3 separate regions of the Homo sapiens genome follow, and all the other regions are linked to region 2. The links are chromatin loops, found by intact Hi-C in ENCODE. Cell type or tissue: gastrocnemius medialis. All regions are shown on one strand.

The links. Peaks named below come from ENCODE experiments on the same cell type or tissue, not always from the same donor. Only the 100,000 strongest peaks of a DNase experiment are listed, where the experiment ranks them.
Region 1: it touches region 2 in a loop (4-fold over the local background); 18 of 110 quality-filtered maps call a loop at or near these places.
Region 3: it touches region 2 in a loop (5-fold over the local background); 71 of 110 quality-filtered maps call a loop at or near these places.

The regions. Positions count from the first base shown.
Region 1 is chr5:95,840,169-95,848,168 of GRCh38, forward strand. The region is part of intron 1 of LOC124901029 (a long non-coding RNA gene); the gene reads right to left. The region is part of intron 2 of LOC102724720 (a long non-coding RNA gene); the gene reads left to right. Among named protein-coding and RNA genes, the nearest start is that of LINC01554, 8.1 kb to the right of the region's middle. RefSeq lists enhancers at 2,813-2,932, 2,943-3,052, 6,896-6,945. In gastrocnemius medialis, a CTCF peak has its summit at 7,015 (motif pointing left); DNase peaks (open chromatin) are centred at 1,933, 3,163, 3,833, 6,983 and 2 weaker places; H3K4me3 peaks cover 2,662 bases; H3K27ac peaks cover 6,006 bases.
Region 2 is chr5:95,726,019-95,734,018 of GRCh38, forward strand. It overlaps RHOBTB3 (Rho related BTB domain containing 3), which reads left to right and starts at 5,318. Exons shown (of 12, transcript NM_014899.4): 1 at 5,318-5,666; 2 at 5,841-6,066. The coding sequence starts at 5,665. It also overlaps a transcript of SPATA9 not described here. RefSeq lists enhancers at 1,916-2,085, 4,741-4,950 and silencers at 5,111-5,240, 5,301-5,680. In gastrocnemius medialis, a CTCF peak has its summit at 4,858; DNase peaks (open chromatin) are centred at 5,003, 5,303, 5,863 and 6,281; H3K4me3 peaks cover 3,726 bases; H3K27ac peaks cover 8,000 bases.
Region 3 is chr5:95,660,439-95,668,438 of GRCh38, forward strand. SPATA9 (spermatogenesis associated 9) reads right to left here. Exons shown (of 5, transcript NM_031952.4): 4 at 3,515-3,610. Among named protein-coding and RNA genes, the nearest start is that of RFESD, 18 kb to the left of the region's middle. In gastrocnemius medialis, a CTCF peak has its summit at 3,891; no DNase peak of the experiment used is centred here; H3K27ac peaks cover 299 bases.

The sequences.
Region 1 (8,000 bases), 110 kb after region 2:
CCAAAGACCTCGTCTGACCTGGAGATGGTGGGGGCCACCAGAGGAGCCTGCAGATGGGGGCATCGTCCTGGGGACCTGGACAATAAGCAGCTCACTGGCTACCATGCTGCACTAAAGGCCCCTGCCCAATGTTCCTGAATGGTGGAAACTCTAGGACTCTAGACTTCTTTGATCTTCCCAAGGGAGGGATAAGCACAAGGTGATTGGGGTCTGGGCCAGATTTAATTTTCTTTAGAGAAATTAAGAAATGTGGCAATTGTGTTTTTTTTTTTTTTTTTTTTTTTTGAGACAGAGTCTCACTCTGTCGCCAGGCTGGTGTGATCTGGGCTCACTGCAATCTCCGCCTCCTGAGTTCAAGTGATTGTCTTGCCTCAGCCTCCTGAGTAGCTGGGACTACAGGCACCCGCCACCACGCCCAGCTAATTTTTGTATTTTGGGTAGAGACGGGGTTTCACCACGTTGCCCAGGGTGGTCTCCATCCCTTGACCTCATGATCCGCCCACCTCAGCCTCCCAAAGTGCTGGGATTACAGGCATGAGCTACCGCGCCCGGCCAAAATGTGGCAATTCTTATGCTCTAGGGTAGTGGAGTGATTCACACGACCTATATAGATTTGTTGGTTTAAGCAGATCATTGAGGGAGGGCGTTTCCATCCAGTGGCTTTGAAGAAGAGGGTAGAATTAAAGTCTGGTGTATGGCATGAAAAAACCCAACAGAGCCAAAGGGGTGATGCAGGAAAGCCAGGGGAGGAGATCCTGGTAGCAGGTGTTCTAAAAGGAACTTTGGAACCAGCAATAACTAGCATTTTCTGTGGGATATGGATCTAAAGCTCTTCTGTTCCTCCTCTAGGGCATCTTCAGTGAAGTTGAACCTGGTTCCCCAAAGTTTACATGTGATGGCTTCTCTTACCCCAATTCCTCCTTGGAAAATTTTTAAAGTAGCTGTGATTTATTGTTACAAAAACTCCTATAGAAATGTGTACTTCCTCTCATTCCTGACCCCTAGCTTCAGTTCCTCTCCCCAAAAGCAACCACTGTTACCAGTTTCTCGTTTCTCCTTCTGGGGATGCCCTTCATGTATTTTTTCTTAAACAGTATCATTTCTGCTGCTGTTCCACCCCAGCCCTGGTCACTTCACAATTGACCTTGAGCAGATGTACCCCTAACTCATTTTTAGAATGCTACTCACAATTCCATTTTGTGAATGTACCCTCATACATTCAACCAGTCTCCTGTTATTGGAGTTTCCAACATGACTTTCCTTTCTGTGTGAGTGTTTTCTTTTGGAGAGCTCAGAGGTACCTGGGGGGTACTCAGGAGCTTGAGGTCAGAGGACCCAGAGAGTTGAAATCCTGGGGAATTGCTAATATTGGGGAACTTTGGGGTTTCCCCAGCCAAGGCATTGGAGATTTGAGGTGATACTAAAAATATCTCAAGGGTTGATATTTCAGTTTTTTTCCCTCCTCTGAATCCCAGAAATTTCTGGACTAAGCTCCCCTTATGTGCATTAGTGGAGAGATGAAGAGAATGCACCTTTACATGCCCTGCAGTCTGACCCAGAGGCTCTCCATAAAATTGGATTGAATTGAATATACCTTATGTTTGTGAACAAAAATATAGCATTTGTTGCACAGTTTTTTTTTTCTCCTCTGAATCTTCCAGTAGAGAATGGCAATCCTTGCAAAGACCTTCCTATTAGTTTTGGGAATCAGCAGATGGTGTCCGACATGCACTTAATTTGTTTTTTCCTTCCCCCCAACTCTGGCCCCGTCTTTTTTAGGCCCTGCTATTTTGCTGGGCTGAGCAGTATTCCTGCCTTTCAACATCACCCTGAAGGCTCTGACCTGTGAGTACTGATTCACAGGCGGTGTTGGAGGCACTTTAAGATTCCTGCCATGTCATCCTGTTCCTCTTCTGACACAGGCAAGAGCAGTAATGTTCCAGTTGGGCGTTGACTTCTTCCAGGACTGGGTCAACATTCAGGAATTATGAAACTAGTTGCCTCATTTCCTCATGATCTGAAAACCCAAAGGCAATTCCCTCAGGAGGAACAAGTGGGTGGCTGCCATATAGACACCAGCTGGATATCCTCATAGTCGGAGTTTGAGATGAGGAAAGGGTGATGCCCCTTGATAGCAACTTAATGCACATGGGGCATTATTCTGACACACAGTGACACACCTGGCTGTTGTTACTCCTCTTGGATTATTCCATCCCTTGTACTGAGAGCAAGGCCAACCCCAACATGATGAAGCAATTGGTTGGGAGGAAGGTTTCCATAAAAGAAAGGAGAAAGAGAATGATGCAATCTCCATTTTTGTTTCTTCCTCACCTAGTTGAATTCTATAGCAACATTAGCAGAAACACTAGATCCAAGCTCAGGATTCCCAGTTGTGGTGGTGGGAGAGGTGCCCCCAGGAAGTATTGTAGGACTCCTGGAAGTATACACAGGGCTAATGCTAGGCTGCAGTTCAGCAGCATGCGGCAAGGACCAGCAGCAGTTCTGATTGGTTGGGGCCAACGCGATCTGGGGCGTTAATATTTTAAATATGTCTAGATGTATTCTGATATTTAATATTACATAAACATTTTATATGTGGAAAATAAAGGAGGGGAATTTTGTAATTCAAACTACAGGAACTGGTAGGTGAGATGGAGTAATGCAAAAATCACAGTGGGAGGAAAGAAATCCCTGGGGACCACCCCAGCATTTGGGATGGTGATAGTAAGAATTTTGCACATATCAGAAGGGCACATGAGTAAAATATGGTTGAGAAACACTACATAAAATAGAGGTGGTTCTGGTTTGATACCAGCAGGGGTGATACATGAAGAAAACCCATTATAAATCTTCCGTGCATGCCGTTGCGGGGTGGTGCGTTGTCAGACATAGAGATTGAAATCACTCAGCCTTGTGGTCATGAGGCGTGCCAATGGCTTTCCTGAGTCTTTGGGGGCTCCTGAGCAGTGTTCCAGGCACCCTCGTTTGTTCTCACCATTCTGTGATTTCAGGCTCACGTGTTGGAAAAGGGCTTCCTGAAGTAGAGGCCCACAGAAGGCACTACAGTGTGGTGGTGAAGAGCGTGGTTTCAGTCCCAGGCAGACCCAGTCCCAGTTCCTCGGCTGCCACTCACTGGCCACAGAATGCAAGCAAGTGACTTAATCTCTCCGGCCTCCAGTTTCCTCTTTGGTGAGGGTCACAGGACTCACCGCAGAGGAGAGGGGAGGAGCATTTGAGATGATATACTGATAATGTGTTTTCCACAGGGCCTGGCCTAGAGTAGGTGCTTAGTAAGTGGTAGCTGGCACTGCCAGTGCACAGGAGTGAGAGAGCTTGTGAGTCCCACTTCAGCCACAGAAGAGGAGGCAGAAATGCCATGAAGGTTGAGAACTGGAAAAGGGTGATGATCAGGAATAATGACCCTAAGGAAGCAGGAGGTCTTCTGAATCCTCGAAGATTTCCCTGTCCCCAGTAAATCTCCAGTCCTGATGAAGAAAAAAATCTTGTTTCTTGTTTTCGAGAGTGTCAGAAGTAGCTGGAAAGATGTGTCCTGTGCCTAGCCAAAGTTAGGAGAAGAGAAAACACCTAGGAACCAGAGGCAAAAAGAAAAAAAAAAAACCTGGAACCTGGGGCTTGCAGAAAGGCAAAAAAAAAAAAAAAAAAAAAAAAAAAAAATAGTAGCTGACAGTCAGCCAAGACTCGAAGTGTGGCCCCAGGGGCTTGGCCAACAAGAAGCCTGTGGCAATTCCTGACGCAGTAGTTCTGGGAAGTTGATTTACCCAATAAACCTCCCTGCATGGGCTCAGTTTAAGTTTGCAGCTTACTATAAATAAATGTTTGTTCAATGAACACAACTGAATGGGCAGGCTAGCTTGGCTAATAGTATCTATGATTTAGCTACTCTAGAGCCTTCCAAAGGTATCAGGTGTGCCTTATCCATTAGCACAGAGAGGCACAGGGCTGAGCAGGTGAAGGGAGTACACCGCTGTGGTTTGACCTGCTCAATATCCCTTCTTCCTGAAACAGAATCTATCTTTTCTTCTTGGGGAGCCACCCCTCCACTACTTTTAGCCCTTGGCTTAGGTTCTTCTTTTAAGACTCAGTTCTACCAGGAGGTAACCTCTGGTAAATTCTCAAATCCTAGTGCCAGGGTTAGGCATGCGATCAAGGCAATATATCCAAGAAGCGGTATGGGAGGCAATTTGAGCCAATGAGATGCAACTCAATACCTGGAGCCCCTGGGCCAGAGACTTGGAGTTTGTATATCTGCAATTGTTGGGGTTTTGCCTTCTCTCCAAGAAAGCCTGAGTGAGGATGAAGACAACAGGATAAAGCAGAAACGAGAGGGAGAGATGGATTCCTCCTGACACCATTTGAGCTCCTCCTTCTCCAGCTGAGCGTGAGCTAGCCCTGCATTTTCCCGTTGCGTGGGCTCGTAAATTCTCTTTGTGCTTGAGTGGGTTTGAGGTGGGCATCTTTCACCTAAATACAATGGCAAACTGAGAGGGTACCTTCTGTTATCTCTTCACCAGCAGAGTGGAAAAGCAACAGAGTCCTCCTTGTGACCTGAATTATAGATTTCACAGCTCTTTTCAAGGGTTAGCCTCTGTGTTGACTTTTGGTCTTCCCAACTCAGGTGCTTGATTTAAGCTCTAGTCTGAAATTAATTCCACATTTTGTAAAATAAGGAGGAAACAGGAGCTGGTGAGGAAGCATCAACATTTTACAATAAGATCGATTTATATAAAATTTGCTAAACATCTGCCAGTGTATCCACTGCCGAGCCTGGATTATCATCTCCAGCATGGAGTACTGTCTTTTTCTTAACTGCATGGGAGCCATTCTGAGAAACAGTAGGAAATAACTTTGTTAAAAGATGGAGAAGAGTCATCTGGACAATGGAAATTAGTATTCTATTACCTTTCAAGTTTGATGAGTATGGGTTTGGGGTTTAGTAAGTAGTAAATATGGTTTGCATGTCTGTGTCTCTGGCAAGAGGATATATATCTCTGAATAGAACTTGGTCAGCAAATATAAACTGCCTTTAGGTTCATATAGTTTGACAAACATGCTTTTCTAACCTGTGGGTCAGATGGAGATGTGGTTCTTTCTTGTTCCCTGCAGACACCCTGGTCTCCCTTTGTATTAGTCCATTTTCACACTGCTATAAAGAATACCTGAGACTGGGTAATTTATTAAAAAAAAAGAGGTTTAATTGATTCACAGTTGAGCATGGCTGGAGAGGCTGCAGGAAACTTACAATCATGGTGAAAGGCAAAGGGGGAAGCAAGGCGTGTCTTACATGGTGGGAGGAGAGAGAGAGACAGCAAGGGAAGGGGACGTGCTACATTTTTAAACCATCAGATCTCATAAGAACTCTCTCACTATCACAAGAACAGCATGGGGGAAACCACGCCCATGATCCAATCACCTCCCACTGGTTCCTCCCTCAACACTTAGGGATTATAATTCAAGATGAGATTTGGATGGGGACAGAAAGCCAAACCATATCACCCTTCTTCTACATATCCAAAATGTTCCCTACCTTTTCAATTCAAGCCATGTGTGAGATTGGGAAAGTTCTCAATGTGCTTCAGTGATCTTATCTGTAAAATGAGCAGCTTGGACTAGATCAATGGTTCCAACTTTAAAAAAAGGAGTAGAATTCTTTGTTCAAACAGAACTTACACTGAACCCCCATAAATAAACAGATAAAACTGTTGCTATTAAAATGTGGGTGGGACCTGGAAGCCTCCTTGGTTGGCCTCAAGGATGGCTCTTGAGGTACCTTCATGAGCCTTTAAGACTCAGATGAACAGCCAGGCCTGGTGGTTCATGCCTGTAATCCCGGCACTTTGGGAGGCCATGGAGGGCGGCTGACCTGAGGTCAGGAGTTCGAGACCAGCCTGGCCAACTTGGCAAAACCTAGTCTCTACTAAAAATACAAAAATTAGCCAGGTGTGGTGGCGGGCACCTGTAGTCCCAGCTACTCAGGAGGCTGAGGCAGGAGAATCTCTTGAACTCGGGAGGTAGAGGTTGCAGTGAGCCGAGATTGCACCACTTCACTCCAGCCTGGGCAACAGAGAGAGACTCCATCTCAAAAAAAAGACTCAGATGAACTATTTCAGAGCCTCAGACCAGATGTTCTCCAAGATCTTTTCCATCTCCCAACATTGCAGTCCTGTTTTTAAGTGCCACATCTTCTGTGAAGCCTTTTTAATACCCTGACTCATGCAGATTGCTTCTTTTTCTGTGCCACTTAGCGTTTGTGACTATGCACACACACTGCCCGTGTTTGTACACTGAACCACGTATGGAGATTGTCTTTCTTTGAAGCTTGTACCTCTATGCATTTCTTTTGGAAACTGACTCAAAACTGACTAGTAAGGTACAGAATGTAACTGAAAGAACTCAGGAAATGGGGAGATAAATTTTGTTCACAGTCCAGGGAAAGGTCTGCCCTCCTGGGGCAAGTCGCCTGTGCTGGCATATGGTGAGCTGCTAGCCCAAAGCAAATAAAATCTGGATAGATATGAAGCATGGGTACCAGGCACAGATGGGCGGCACAGACCTAAGGTCCCCATAATTGGTCCGTCTCCCAGATCTTTTTTTCCTGGTGCTCGTGTTGGCCAAGCTGTGGTAGTTGGAAGGCCATGGAAGATGTTTGCATAGCCTCACCTTTCAGCGTCACTGGGCCAGCCACTGCAGTAGATGGTTAGGTTACTACTAAAGACACCATCAGGGGGAAAAGCCTGGGCTTGTCTCTACTACCCCACCTGCCTTAGTTGTTTTCTTTCCACTGTGGGTCGAGTTCTGCTTTCCTGAATAGCGGGCTTTTTTACTGTCATCCTCAGTCTGGGGTTATGTGTAAACTTTAGGGAGCTTAGAAACATACCTCACACTGGATGTGATTTTTGCAAGACCAGCCATGTTCAGTGGGACCTACCCTAGGGCAGTATGTAGTGAACAGATTCTGGAGGCTCAGGAAGAGACATTATGGCTGGAGCACCACCTAGTGGCAGTGAAGAACAGTGCATGTGATGAACCAATGATCTTCCCAGTGAAGTGTAAATGGGTAAATATTAAGTTAAATCGCTTTCAGAGATTCCCTTTCTCCAAAAACAATCCCATTTAAAATATGCTTTAAAGCAAAAACTATACTGGACATAATTTTTAGTCTTTTACTAATTATTCCAAATATATCAGTGTCATCATAATGAAGACTTATTATAGAGTTCTCAGTGATAAGATGCTTAATATTAGCCTGTAAATGATTGCTATCATTTACAAGAGGAATTAGGAGAAAGAATGTGGCTAATTCAGTGGAAACTCACTTCTGAAAATTATTCAGTTTGCCACAGATCTTTTGGAATATTGAATCTTAGAATCTTTGTGTTGTGAAAAGTCTCAAGGATACACTAGCCCTGTGCTGAACATTTTCTTAGCCATGGAACTCTTTCTTCTAATAAAATCTTATTCTGCCACCTGTATTACCTTCAAACCCTTAGAATGGTCAACAAGGGAAGCCATGCAGTTGTCTATATGTTCGAATTTGAGGTACATATGAGGTATAGCTTATGCTGTGGTCATACTGAGCTTTTCCACAAACCTAATAAAACATATCCAAAAAATTATCACCACTAAAGGAGTCATCTTCAGAGGCAGTACTTTTATGCCAATATAACCACCACTGATCAAGACAATTTGGGGACTTCTCTTTTAAAATTGCCTTTGTATTAGTTTATACTGGTGACATGAAAATCATATTACATTACTTTGGGTCCTACTTGTTTGGAACAAAAAACTGCATTACACAGCTCAGTCGACTTTCTTAATTATCAAATTGATCCGATATCCTCTATTTCTCAAAACTAAATCTTTCCAAAAGGTAAGAAGATGATGGTCATGGATTTTGCAGTACATCTCTGTGCCTCTCAAACTCTGGGAGATGATTTACCCTTGAAAGAGCTCAAGGTGATGACCTTTAAATGGTTTGCAGA
Region 2 (8,000 bases):
TTGGAACACAATGTAGTAAATACTACACTGAAACAGAATTTCTCAAATACCATAAAGTGGAACATATTAAAAACATCTGTGCTTTCAGTTTAACCTTATAGTAAACTTCCCACATTGTTTAACTTGTTCAAATACTTATGACTGGAATTTTAGCAAAACTTCATGTGAATATTCTCAAGGTATTTGCTAACAAAGGAATGCAGTTGTTTTTTTCCATTTGCGTTCTATGTATTATTTTAGATATTTTTATCTTGGCAAGAAGAAAACTAAGAGTGTGTTGCTTTTTGACTTTCATTTTTAAGACAGCTCAGAAGAGACTTTGTAGCATTTATTCTTGGTGACTTTTCTTGGAAGTATTGACTTGTATATAGTACACTACTTAAACATGCTAGAAACTTTATTGAATTCGCCTTCAATACTTTGGTGTTTAGTTTTTAAGTTGCTAGCTAATTGTAATCAGTTCAGAATATCATTGTCTATTAACTATAATATGCACTTAGGGTGAAATCAATGTTAGCAAGAATGGTTGTAAATTCATACTTAAAACAGTGTTCTTTATAATCCATTATTTTGGTCAACTTCTTGGCAAATCTGATTAGTCGTCGGTTTTTTACCTTGCAATGTGGCTCCCAAAGAGTATCAGAAACATCAGCTTGGCTGGGGGTTTTTGCTTGTGCTTGCATTTTTAACACTGTCTCCCTTGGTTCCTGCTGTAACAGTAGTTTACTTAAATATCATTCATAAGTCTCCTTAGAAACAGAAACTGCAACATGTGGCAATATATTGAAAGTGAACAAAGGAGGCAGCCCTCCCGCTGCCCCTCACTGTGTATCCTATTGCTGCCATGCCCCCAACACTCCTTGTATCTGCCCACTTACTGGTCAACCTGGGGTACCAGCATCAATCCCAACATTAACTAGTAGTAAAGCTTAATTTCGTTTCCCCCCTTTTTTTTTTCAGTAAAAAATAATGTGTGTGATTAGAAGTTTATTCTGGAATTTCAGGGATCATCTTCTGTACCCCACCTTGAAGACTCTGGCTCTAGATAAGTAGTCTTAAAAATTGCGTTTGTTTTTAACCTTAGAAAACCCATCTTTTTAATGAAAATGAATATGAAACTTTAATATTTTTTTAAAAGACAGCAATAAGACTGCTCTGATTGGCTTTAAGATGCCTTTGTCAGAGTTCAGATCTCACTGCTTACTCTTTTTCTGCCACCTCCTCAAGCTGATTTGAAGATTCTTCTATGCAAACCTAGTTTTCCTTAAAACATAGTTGGAAAAAATCTTCTGCCAAGCCGAGATCTCTAGGCCTGCCCTCACCAATGCTTACTTCCTCTCCAGCTGTTAAGGAACCAACACGTTTTTCAAAAACTGGTATATGAATATTCACAATTTGGGGACTAGTAATAGCCCACTGAATTACTTTACATGTCCTTACTGTACTTTATGCTACATCTTATTTAGGGATAAAAACATCTAATAGAGTAAATATGAAATGGTGGCATTTCAGCCACTAAAATAGGAAAAAAATATTGTTTGGGTTGGAAGCCCTTCCTGTGTGTTCCCCAGTGACCTTGAGGTTGGAGGACATGTGATATCTGTTCTGTTAACACTGGTAAAATAAAATTTTTTAAATGTGCTGATGAGAGAAACTGCAAATACATAAACCAAATAAAAATTTAAAATACAAGGGAAATAACTTTAAAAAAGTGGTCATAAGAAAATTATGAAAAGATCTTTAGGATATCAGGAAATGGACCATCTGTGATATTCTTTTAGCCAAGATAAATAACACTAACTGCTGTAATAATTGACCTCAAAATGTCTGGCTCAACTCACTGAATATCTATTTATCACTCAAATCACAGTACAATGCATTCTGTGAGGAGGCTCTGCTGTAACTAGTCATTCAAGGACTGGTTCCACACTGCAGTGCTAATAGCTTCAAACACCTGGCTTCAAGGTTGACCTGACTTCATGTGGTTGAGACAGGAAGATAAAAGAGAATGGAGAGACACACTTCTCTACTGCTCAGCAGGGATCATATTCCGTTGATGAGAACTAATCATGTGGCCCTACCTATATGCACAAAAGTTGAGAAACGTCATTTAGCTATCTTGGAAGAGAAAACAGGTTTGGTGAGTATGTAGCCAGGCTTTGTACCAGATACTCAATTTGTAGCTTAAGTATCACCAGGTATGACTCCAGAAATCTCTTGGGAAGCCTCCACCACTCTTTTTTCTGCCTGCTTTAATATAGAAACCTTCATGCCAGCACTAACTTCATCTCTTGCTGTTCCTAAGACAAGCCATGATCTTCCATTTCTTTATACCTTTGCATGTGATGTCTGTCCAGTTCTTTGAAATACTCCTTCCCTTCTAACCTCCTCTTCTTCCAAATCTAACAAATTCTTAATCTATTAAGACCTAAGACAATGTTTACTTTCTTTATGAACTTCTGACACAGAAAGCACAGATCTCTTCCTAACATTCACTGAACTTATCTTTTACTTTGTACCTATCTCTTTTACTGACTGCCTTTGTACCTATCTCTTTTACTGACTGCCTAGGCCTAGGTCTAGGAACTAGAATGTTTTCAAAAGGATTGAGTGTGCTAATATTCACAAACTAATTAATATGTCAGAGGGGTCTGAACCAGAATGACTCCATCTTGAGTAGAGGCTGGGTACACTAAGGCTGAAACCTACTGGGCTGCATTCCTAGGAGGTTAGGCATTCTTAGCCACAGGATGAGATAGGAGGTCAGCACAGGATACAGGTCACAAAGACCTTGCTGATAAAACAGAATGCCGTAAAGAAGCCGGCCAAAACCCACCAAAACCAAGATGGTGGTGACAGTGACCTCTGGTCAACCTCACTGCTCATTATATGCTAATTATAATGCACTAGCATGCTAAAAGACACTCCACCAGCACAATGAGTCTACAAATGTCACGGCAATGTCAGGAAGTTACCCTATATGGTCTAAAAAGCAGAGGAACTCTCAGTTCTGGGAAATGCCCACCCTTTCCAGAAAAACTCATGAATAATCCACCCCTTGTTTAGCATATAATCAAGAAATAACTATAAGTATACTCAGTCGAGCAGCCCATGACACTGCTCTGCCTATGGAGTAGCCATTATTTTATTCCTTTACTTTCTTAATAAACTGGCTTTCACTTTATGGACTTGCCCTGAATTCTTCGCTGGAGGTCCAAGAACTCTCTTTTGGAGTCAGGATTGGGACCCCTTTCTGGTAACAAATTGCTTTAGCTTCTTAAGGTCAATGACCAAGTCTTATGTACCTTGGGATCTCCTATGCCTACCCAGCACAGGCTTGGCTCACCTATTGAGTAACTAAGGAAAAAATGAATACTTTCTCCCTTTCTGACACTTCCAAGTTGTCAGCAACTTTGGTGTCTATTTTTGTTTCATTTTTGTATTAATATTTTTATATTGTCATAAAATATAACAATAGTTACCATGTTAATCATGTTCTAGTGTTCAGTACACGCTCTAGTGTTTAGTTAACAATGTTCTAGCGTTCAGTTCTATAGTTCAGTATAGTACGAACTATATATGCACCTCATGCAACAGATCTCTGTAACTTTTTCTTCCTGCAAACCTGAAACACTATACCTGTTGAACAACGCCCCCTTTTCCCCTCTCCCCAGCCCCTGGTAACCATGATTCTACTTTCTGTTTCTAAGAGTTTGACTACTTTAGATACTTCATATAAATGGAATCACTTTTTGTGATTTGCAACTGGCTGATTCCACTTAGCACAAGGTCCTCAAGGTTCATCCATGTTGTAGTTTATGAAGGAATTTTCTTCTTTTTTAAACGCTAATCATCCATTACATGTGTATACCACATTTTCTTTATCCATTCATCCATTCTAGTGTCTTTGTTTTTGACTTATGGGTTTCCGGAAAAGACTGATGAGAAAATATATTTTCTATTAACCCAAGAGAAAAAGTGATCTTGCATGCTGGAATTTTTAAGGATGGTTTAGGTTCTAGAGACTCAAAGAGAAATCGTAGAAAATGCAAAGGGAAATTAGATTAAAAAAAAAAACAGTGACCACATAAAGAATATCTCCCATTATATCCTCTCTGAGCACGAGAAACTATTAAACTACTTTCAACCGAGCAATAAGGGCCCATAATAAAAAGCTGTTGCCCTAGTTTTTTTACTGCCCTACTCAATACCCCCTCTTTCATACCCTCAAAATAGCTCAGCTGAGAAAAGAAACAGTCCAATTTTACAGAAGGGAAAAATAAACAGATAAAAGGATAAGCAAGAACTCTTTTCAACACAGAGTAAGGTACTGGTTAGAATTTTAATACTGTATGGAGGAGTCTAACCCCAGAGTAATCCCTGGCCCATTTTGGTGTTAGTAAGTGGATCCCAGTGTTCGTTTGTATCGAGGTAGTTTGAAGCACGTTAGGGATATTCATAGCCTTTACTTCAGTGCATTATTATGAAAGAATCTAAAGTATCTTTGCATTTACGTGATTATGTTTTCAGTTGGTCTGCGGAGCTATTATTAAATATGTGGCCATAACGTGTACAGAAAAATCTCCAAGTAAACTGGCATTTAACTTACCAACACGTTAAACCCCCATACATAACTTCCTTTAAAAACGATCACACTAAAAATCCCAGCATTTAAAATCCTGAAGTTTTCGGTAAAATACGCTAAATATAGCTTGAAATAGTAAATAATCCCCCCAAGGCGACATTAGCAAATTAATTGGTGTGTGAACAAAGAACTCTTTCTGCAGCAGCATGAATGTTGCCTTTATTTTTTCTCACAAGTATGATTTTAGAAAACAGCTGTAGCGCATGTTGACAAATGAGAAAGCGGCAGACGTGGTAAAGCACTTTCGGTCAAGGCCAAGAGGGGGGGAAATCGGGTTGCTGGGGCGGCACTCGGGCTGGAATCCCTAGCTTCCCTAACCTCCTTTTTCCAGTCCGGAGTGAGCGGGGGCCCCATCGCCCCACCCCCCTTTCCTGGCTCTGGTTACGGCCTTGCGAGTTGAACAAACTTGCTGCAGGCGGATTGGCGGCTGGGAGCTCTCGGGCTGGGGCGTTGTATTTATTAATTTATATTCCGCGGCGCCCCGCGCGGGCGGCTCCTTTGTGTCCAGCCGCCGCCACCGGAGCTCCCGGGGCCTCCGCGGGGAGCGCGTCCCCCGCATCCGCCCGACCCCCGGGGCTGGCACGTGCTGCGCCCGGTCCGCTGAGGGGGCGGAGGCCCCGATCTCCCCGACCCCCCTTCTCTGCTTAGAGGAGGAGGAGCAGCGGCAGCGGCAGCAGGAGGCGACAGCTGCCAGCCGAGGAGGCGCGGCGGAGAGGGGACTGCGGTCAGCTGCGTCCACTTGGGGCTGTGCGGCGGTCCCGCGCCCGGCGATGTTCCCGGGCACTCCCTGAGTAGCGGCAGCTTATCCCCCGCCCGCTAGCCCGCCCTGGTCCCCGGCTCGCTCGCTGGCTGGCGCGGCCCCGGCCCCGCTCTGCGTCGGCCCCGCCGCGGTGGAGGCGCGCGAGGGGGACGCGGCCGGGGATGAGCGGATTGCGGGTGAACTCGCCGCCCGGGGGCCCCGCGAAGCCGTGAGCCGCTGCTTTTCTCCGAGTCGCCGCCCTGCCCTTGGATTTGAGATCATGTACGTACGCGCCGCCGTCCTGCCATTGTCTCTCTCCAGCGCGTGCCGTGCGCCCCAGGGACAGGGGCTGGTGCCCATCCTCGCCGCGCGCTGTCCCCCGCACTTCCTGTTCCGAGGAGAGACCCGCGCGCTGACCGTGCTTCCCTTCTCCCCTCGCCCCCTCTGTCCGTGCAGGTCCATCCACATCGTGGCGCTGGGGAACGAGGGGGACACATTCCACCAGGACAACCGGCCGTCGGGGCTTATCCGCACTTACCTGGGGAGAAGCCCTCTGGTCTCCGGGGACGAGAGCAGCTTGTTGCTGAACGCGGCCAGCACGGTCGCGCGTCCGGTGTTCACCGAGTATCAGGCCAGTGCGTTTGGGAATGTCAAGCTGGTGGTCCACGACTGTCCCGTCTGGGTAAGGAAGAGCAGCTGCTCCGCGCTGAGGCTGAAGAAGCTTTTCTTTCCTTTTTTTTCCCCCTCCCCCTTCTGCCCACTTCCGTGAGTGTGGAGTGTCCGCGTTACATGGGTCAAATTTTTAAACATTTTTGAGAAAATCTTTGGTCCTTTGTTTCACTGGGCAGGGAACAGCCCTGTCAGAGAACACTCTTAGGAAGATAGAAGGCCCCAGTGGGAATGTGGAGCACTTACTGGTACACTTCACGACTGTGGGTTGACCCTTGGTAGGCAGCAGACAGTTGAATGTGCCAACTCCAAGGGACGGGGTCACTAAGTTTCATCAGCAAAAAGCAGTGTTTTTTTATGTCTACCCTATGGGTGATAGTGTAATATTGGTGTTCTAAAAATACATCCCTCTCAAAGCTCAACACAGGCAAAAATACTTTTCACTGGGACAGTTCAGAAATAGTTCCTCTGGAAAGCGGAGGAAAAGACAGGGACTGGGAGTTAATTTTAAATGACTCATTTATAGCACTATTAATTGATCTCTGAAAACTTAATTTTAATAATGCAAATACTCTTTATGTGTTAGCCATTTGTCTTAGTGACTCATAAATCAGAAATAACATTACTAATGTTGTTTGGAAAACTTTTAAAAAATTAAAATTTGTAATAATTGAACAAAATAGTAGTGAAGTGGATAAATTATAGTCCGATTCTTGAGTGTTTGATTAAGGGAGAAAGGAACTTACTTTCTGACACATATAAATATTTTCAGCATACAATAACATTATGTTTGAATGTTTTCCTTTAGTCTTATTTGAAAATCTTTGATTCTTTACTGATATTGGAGTTACGTATGTTTCAGCTAAATGTTACATTTAATAACAGAAGAAAGTTTAGTGCCTGAAAAGATACAAATTATCGTTGTGTAAGATTTCACATTTAAACAGCAATATTAAAAAAACTGAATTAGGACTATAGGAAAGTATCACGCCATTCTAAAAAATGTGTAGAATATACTTGGAAAAATTTCTTATGCAAAGTTCCACATAACAGAACGAAAAGATCACTCGCTCGTGTAAGTTTTCAGTTAAAGAAGAAAGTTATGTTAATTTGGTAAAATAAAAAACAGGCCTTTTCAATTAAGAGATACTATTAAACCCCTAGTTATGATAGTGATGATGCTGTTCATAAGAAGTATTGATGGAGAACTTACTGGTCAGAGTCTATGCAGGCAAATGAAACACTTCTTTTACTTGGGATCTTTCGTTGTGAAAGATCTTACAGCCTAAAAACATGACGGTTCAACATGCAGTTGAATAAATGTTTAGCGAATCGAGTAAATGTAGGGAAAATAAAACTAGCTACATTAGGATGTTAGGATTGCTTTCCCGTATTTAATTTGAGCTGTTAACACTTTCCTGTTTATACTGTTAATTTTGCAAACAGTAATGCTTGTGATCCCATACACTTTGTCTAGTAAAATGAAATCTTCCAAATGGAGAAAATAAACCTCTATAGTACGGATTTTTGCCATATGCTGGTTGTTATGGTTTATCTTGCTAATAACTTTTTGTTTGGTTAGACTCTGGCCCTATTTAAGGCACCAAGTTTGTAACCAGGTACAATTTTCTAGGTTATAATGATCTTCAGATATGAGATTCCATTTCTAGAGTTGCTCTTTATAAGGTGCTTTTCTTCACTTGGTGGTAAGTAAAGCCCATCAGAGATTCTAAAGCTGATTGCATTAATCAACTGTTATTTGACGTATGTACGGAACCAGAATATTAAATATAGCAGAGCAGATAGAGCATAGCCTTTGATATCAAAAGGATCTGATTTCAGATTCCCACATTGCCATTTCAGGTCTGTGTGTCCTTGTTAAATCACTTACCTTCTCTCAGCCTTATTTTCCCTATCTATAAAATAATATGCCTCCTAAAGCTGTGC
Region 3 (8,000 bases), 66 kb before region 2:
CCTGGGAATTGCCTAACTCCCAACTTATAATTAAGATATTTAAGTATCTTTATCGATTAAGATACTGTCATTCAGATATCCTTTGTTACTTGCACTTTTATGTATCCAGACCCAGCACTAGAAACCTTTAAAGTCATGACCTTTAGCTGTAAACAGCCTCATCCATTTATCCAAAATATGATCATTCTCTGTGAATTCATGTTGCAAAAAAGGTTGGAAAGTTCTATCCTATTTGAAACATTCTCTCCTCCCTCACCAACAAAAAATTATATTTGTGCACATTCTAACCACCTTTTTCCCAGTCTCAGGAATGAACGGTCTTGATCAAGGTCAGTATCCTTCTATCTTTGTTTTTAACCTACATCCTACCATCTTCTCTATCAATTATTCCTTGTCTCTTCAGCCTCTTTACTCTTGACTGGATCTTCCCCTGCAATTTATAACATACTTGAGTATCTTCCATCCTAATATTTAAAAATTAAAAATCTCTGGGAATCTGCTTCTCTATTGACTGCTACACACTCTGTCTTCTTAGTCAAACCAGAGTCTGTTTCCACGTTATTACCTTCTGTTCACTCTGAAACCTGCTTATTTCTGTCTTCCTTATCCAGTTATGCCGCTGAAATCATTTTTGAGATGGTTAACCTTGACATCTTTACTACTATATCTAATGGACACTTCAAATCTTCATTTTACTTGACTTTTTCTGCTTGTATTTGACACTTAACTACTCACAACATCCTGAGTCTATTTCCTTGGCACTATTTCTCCTGATTTTCTTTCTGCCTTTCTGATTGTTGCTTCTTGTCTCCCAAATGGATTCTTTTTTAGCTCACTTAAATATTGCTGTTCTTCATATTTCTGTTGACTTACCTGTCTTTTCTCTTGATATGGTTCCACTCGTAGGACATTAACATCTAACATATATATTGCTTTCAAAACCAAAATTGTAACCTGACCTCTCCCAGGCCTTAGATACATATATGACCAATTATCAGATCACCAAAAATTTGTTTCTATTACCTGCTTATAAAGTTCATGGCGTGATAAATTGTGTGAGATGATTTCAACAGCCTTTGAGAAATTGAAATCTAATTTTTGTGTTAGTCTAGTTTTTATTTCCCCATAGACATGTCATCCTGTTCATTTTGTGCAATGTATTTACATCCTAGCTTAGTTGAATGCCAATTTTGTATAAGATTCACATTTAAAATATTGAGCACTTCTTGAAAATTTAAAACAGTGGCAAAATAGTTGATAAATTTAGTTTTTAAAAAACTGAATTAATATGTTTAAAAGTAAGTTCTACCTTTTTTCAAGGATATTTAGCTATTCTTGACCCTATGCACTTCCCTATATATTTTAGAACTATCTAGTCAACTTACATACACACACATACACACACACATGCACACACCTGCTTGGCTCTTAATTGGGACTTCTTGTATGTTTTGATATATTAACAAATGTGTAAGAATGCTAACAAAAAAACATAAAAATGATTAAAAGAAATTAAAGAATATCAAAATAAGTAGAAGGATATATTATATTCATGAACCGGAAAGAGGACTTATTCTCCCAGTTATTAAGATATAAAGCTCCTGTAATTAATACAGTGCTCAATTGGTACAAGAATAGACAAATAGACCAACTGAATAGAACAGAGAATCCATAAACAGACCTACACATAAAGGACACTTGATTTATGCAAAAAAGAGTATTCTAGGACAATAGAAAAAGGGCTTTTTTTAAAGAAAAAATAGATTAATTGGATACTCATGGGGAAAAATTTGACTCTTACCTCATATTAGTTCCAGATGGATTATAAATCTAAACGTGAAAGGTAAACTAACAAAGCTTCTAGAATACAACAGGAGAATATTTTCATGACCTTAGGTGTAAGTCAAGATTCTCTTTGACACAGAAAGCACGTAAGATAAAGGAAAAGATTAATAAATTGGATGACATTAAAATTATGATATGCTTTTATTTATTTTAAGACTGGATCTCACTATTTTGCCCAAGCTGGTCTCAAACTCCTGGGCTCAAGGTATCCTCCTGCTTCAGCCTCCCCCGTCAGCCTCCTGAGTAGCAGGGATTATAGGCACACACCACCATGCCTGGCTAAGAATTTCTTCCTTAAAAGACATTATTAAAAGAATGAAAAGGCAAGTCACGGAGTAAGAGAAGAAATTTGTCCATATATAATCAAAAAAGGACAGGCTCCTAGAATATGTTTTTTAAAGTAAAAATCAAAAATTGTTTTAAGAAAGACATCTCTCAATAGAAAAGCAAGAAGAGATTTTAACAGAAATTAACAAAGAGGATATCCAAATGTCCAACTAATATATGCAGAGGTACTCAATCTCATTAATAGCCAAGGAGATGCAAATTAAAACCACAATGTGATGCAAATTAAAACCACAATGTGATTATACTACATGCCCACAAAAATGGCTAAAATGGAAAAGATTGACAATACTGTCAGTAATGATGTGGAGCAACTTGGACTTAAAACTGAGATTTGTGTTAATTGTTAAAAAACCATTTTAGAAAACTCTTTGGCAATATCTACTAGGTATCAGCACATGCATACCTTATGGCCTAGCAGTTTCACCAAAAGATATGTACAGGAATATTTATAGCAACCTTATTCATAGTAGCCAAAATGAAATAATCCAAATGTCCATCAGCAGTAGAATGGATAAATAAATGTTGATACAGTCAATCAGTTGAATACTACACAGCAGTGAAAATGAACAAACTACTGCTACAGGCAGTGAATGATCTTAAAACAGTGTTGGGCAAAAGACAAACACAAAAGAATACATACTATATGACTTTATTTATATAGAATTCAAGCAGTCAAACTATCAGTAGTATTACAAGTCAAAATAGTGATATCCTGTATAGGAAAGGGTAGTGATTGTGAGGGGCAAGAAAGAGGCTTCTGGAATTATGGTAATGTTTTGTTTCTTGACCTGGGTAGTATAGAGCTTAATAGATTTTGTGATAATTCATTAAGCTGTACACTTTCCTTTTTGTGTGTTACAGTTTTTTTAAGTGGCTATTAATAGAAAATAAAACCCTTATAATTAAAAAATCTTTTATATTTTTCTCATGCACAGCACTTGTAATCCAAAATACACTAATACCTGCGTTCCCCAAAGTGAGAAACCCCAAATGTTAGAATACTGAACTTTAGCCAACCATGGTACAATGGCTGAAAAAAACAACTGTAGCTAAATAACAGTAAAACTAAAAATTCTTGACCAAAAATATTCAAGTGGTAATAAACTTTATGAAAATAAAATTTTAGTTATTTAAGCAAACTGGGTTTTGGTGGATTGACCTGGCTCATCAGAAAAGGAAATTTTTAATATAAAATTGTTTTGTGTAACGAGACTGTGAATGGTAACATTAAATATTGTACAGTATACTATTGCACAGTATTATTAACATTACACAAAATAAGTAGATTTATTTCTAGATTCTAATAATTTTCTTAACTTACCAAATAAATTAGTGCTGCATATGAAGCATATATTATGCTAGTTAAAGCAGTCTTTGCTGGAAAGGAGATGATTTCAAACAAAGAACCCTTTCTGACCTGCAAAAACAGAAAAGATTTTCTTAATAAACAAACATTTTCAGTGTTTCAATGTCATATTGTACAATGTTACTGTAAAATGAGAATTTATTTTTTTCTAAAGAAAGTCATCTACTTTAGAGCTATCTGGGCTTTTTCACATTGTGAAAATTATTTTTCCTTTTTTAACAAGAAGACAGTTTCTTGTGCTAATCAAAACCTGTGACAAATCTATAAAAATCTTGCATTTCTGCGATCTAAATGACTAATTTTTGCCAATTACCAACTGTGCACACTAGGAGGTGCTGCTGTGCATATTAGAAAAACAGTCTTTCCTTTGTTAAAATTCATGTAATCATTCTTTACTAATTATTCACAACCTCAATTAAGTAAACAGCAATCAAAATAATAAGCTTTTCCTAGAGATTAATGACCTGCTTGGAAATGTTAATCATGAGACTGCTGAAGGCGAGCATTAACCTTAGATGATCATTAAGCTTCAGAAAATGTTCTGTGCTCATATGCAACAGGCTCTTATGAAACACAGAGAAGTTTAACACCAATAATGAAGTTGCCTCTCCTGTGTTTCTAGTTTCTGGCAGTAGGTGTACCGGCCTGAAACATATCAGCTTAACATACTTAGTTATACTGTCTCATGGGCCACCTTTGTTGCCTTGAGCAGGGTATGAAATGAGGACTTTAGGAAATACATTCCCTTTCCATTCAGCAGTGAAGTGACAGTTAGCCAGGCTCCTCTGAAGTAAGAGCCAAGCAACTTAATGGCTTCGATGAACTTCCAAAAGGTACAGGCTGTAGCTGATAAAATCATATAAATGCATGGTAAAAACATGCACATAATGTTCATTAGACAACGTTCATTAAAGAGTTATAACATTGAAAAAACTAAAACAATGATCGTTGATTAAAGAGTTATAACATTGAAAAAACTAAAACAATGATTCCAGAATAGTTAGGAAAATTATGTTATATCCACTCAGTGGTATATTATGCAATCTTTTTATTTTTTCAAACCTTTTATGTATTTTTAATTGACACATTGTAATGGTACATATTTAAGGAGTACAATTTGATGTTCCCATAGAAGTCTATGTTATATAATGATCCAATCAGGGTAGTTAGCATCTGTATCACATTGTGCATTTATCATTTCTTTGTGGTGAGAACATTAAAAGATCCTCTCTTCTAGCTATTTTGTAATACATAATATTTTACTGTTAACCGTAGTCACCCTACTGCGCAGTAGAACACCAGAATTTATTCTGCCTATCTAATTGTAATTTTGTACCCATTTAACAACCTCTCACCATCCTTCCCTTTTCCCCTTTCCCTACCTAGTCTCTGGTAACCACTGTTCTCCTCTCTGCTTCTATGTACCAACTTTTTGTTGTTGTAGTTGTTAAAATTTCACGTGTGGGTGAGATCATGTGGTACTTGTCTTTCTGTGCCTGGCTTATTTCATTTAATGTGATCTCCAGATTCATCCTTGCCATCACAAATGACAGAATTCTTTTTAATGGTTAAATAGTATTCAATTGTGTATATAAACCACATTTTCTTTATCCATTCACCTGTGGTTGGACACGTAGGTTGATTCTATATCCAGGCTATTGTGAATAGTATGCAGCCTTTTAAAAGGTATTTCTGGGCCGGACACAGTGGCTCACACCTGTAATCCCAGCCCTTTGGGAGACCAAGGCAGGTGGATCACCTGAGGTCAGGAGACCAGCCTGATCAACATGGTGAAACCCCATCTCTACTAAAAATACAAAAATTAGCCAGGCCTGGTGGCGCATGCCTGTAATCCCAGCTACTTGGGAGGCTGAGGCAGGACAATCGCTTGAATCTGGGAGGCAGAGGTTGCAGTGAGCTGAAATCATGCCATTGCACTCCAGCCTGGGCAACAAGAGCAAAACTCCATCTCAAAATAAATAAATAAAAGGTACTTCTGAAGAACACGTGATAACTTTTTGTTGAACGAACACTTACATGGCACTGTCTACCAGGTCCTGTTCAATGTACTTTATAAGTATTCACATTTAATTCTTAAAACAATCCTATGAAGTTGGTATTATTATTATCCTCATTCCACAACTGGAAAGCAGAAAAAAGAAAAGTAGGCAACTTGCCCCTGGTAATATAGCTGATAAGTAGCAAAGTGAGGTTTAAACTGGAAATAGTACTCCAGGGCCCAAGTTGTTAACCTGATCATTAAGCTACGCTGCCTTGGGATACACTACTGCTCATGAAGAGTGGTAAAGGACTGCATTACAGGGATGGACTCTGGAGTAAATAGATGTAGTTAATTTCTAGCCCCAGAGTTCTTGAGTAATGAAATCTTGGACAAATTAATTCTTTCCTCTAAGCTTTGTTTCCCTCATCTCCAAATTGAGAATAATAGCTAATGTTTATCTCATAGATTTGCTGTAAAAATAAGAAAATGCTTGTAAAATTTTTAGTAAAATGTCTGTGCATGGGTAGTATTAAGGGACATTAATAGTCCCTTATTAGAGAGGGAATATTAATAATAGTAATAATAATAGAGAAAGATCAAGGTTCAAAATAGTAAGCATAACAAGTATGATTGATTCCATTTATATAACATACAAAAACAAGCCAAACTATGCTGTTGGAAGAAAAGGAAACAATTATCCTAGCAAGGGTGAGAATTAGTGACTGTAAGGCAGCAGCATCATGAGATTTCTTGAGTGCTGCTTACCAAGATGTGTTCAATCTATGAAAATTTATGGAGCTATACACTTAATTTGTGCACTATTCTGTATACTTCAGTATAAAGCTTAAAAATTCTACATCCCATGTTTTTATGATTAAACACAATTAACATTGCATAGAAAGAAGTTTGGACAGAAATGCACCAAAAGTTTAATTGCTGTTATGATTTAGTTATGTGGCTTTGTATAGTTAACATTTGTAGAACACTCATTACATGCTAGGTTCTATTCTACTGGCTTTCCTTGCATTCTCTCATTTTATCCTCTAACAAACCTATGAAATAAGAACACAGGTTCAGAGAAATTAAATTCTTTCTTGTTTTCTATATTTTCTATGTTAGGTTGAAAGTACATATGGTATTTTGTAAATGAAATTATTAAAATATGTGTACATCCTGTTCTAGTATGCTCAGTGTTCGCTTAGTGCTGCCACTACTGAATGCAGAACAAAAATGCCCACTGCAATTTCCTTCTTCCCTCTTAAGTGATTTACAGAACAAGGAAACCAAGAATAGGATCTAGCCTAGTAGCTAAGAGTGGGGGGGTGGGGGTGCTGGGGGTTGGGGAAAGGCTGTTTTCTTTCTTCCTCCTTTCTCTTCGGGCCGTACTAACTCCTAGATGTAGGGATAGGTAGGGAAAGTTTCTGCCCACTCCCTCCATAGGTCACCTGCAGCATTTCCCAGAATTCCTGGCTTCTGGAAAGAGTTTCCAGGAAATGAAGCAGCTGCTGCTTTTTCTCTCTAGAAAGAATCAAATTGATAGCATGCCTTTGAATCCCACTTTTAGGCTACACGGAGACAAATATACAAGTAGAGAGCAGACTCTCTAGGAGGAAGAAAAGCAGATATACCTCCTAGCAGAGTGAAAAGGTTCTTAAGCTTGTGAATATATGAATTCACAGTGGGAGGTCCATGTTCAATCATTGGTAGGCCATATACAATAAAAATAAAAGTTGTGTTGTATGGGTTGGATCTGTGTCCCCACCAAATCTCATGTTGAAAGGTAATCCCAAATACTGGAGGTGGGTCTGGTGGGAGGTCATTGGATCATGGGGGCAGTTTCTCATGGTTTAACACCATCCCCCCTTGGTGCTGTCTTCAGGATAGTGAATTCTCATGATATCTAGTTGTATAAAAGTGTATGGCCTCTCCCACCTCTCTCTCTTCCTCCTGTTCCAGCCATGTGAAGTGCTGGTTTCCCCTTTGCCTTCCACCTTGATTGTAAGTTCCCTGAGGCCTCCCCAGAAGCTGATGCTGCCATGCTTCCTATACAGCCTACAGAACCATGAGCCAATTAAACCTCTTTTCTTTATAAATTACCCAGACTCAGGTATTTCTTTATAGAAGTGCAAGAATGGACTAGTACGGGTGTCTACATGAGAAATTACTCTTTCTGTTTTATTACATCTTTCTTTCTCAGGTTTTGTCCTTCACCTAAAAGTAATTAAAGCTGATTAGTTTCAAAATAAATTATGTACTTGATATATGGTATGCTTCTGAATAATTAATCTTTATATTGTTTAAGGGTCATATTTAAATATTTTAATGCTTTTAATAATTACTTTTTATTCCTGTAACAAGAAAATATATTTCCTCCAAAATATATGTGGCTCCTGGCAAGTAGCCATTTTTCAACTTTATGATTCACTTAAAAAACATGTT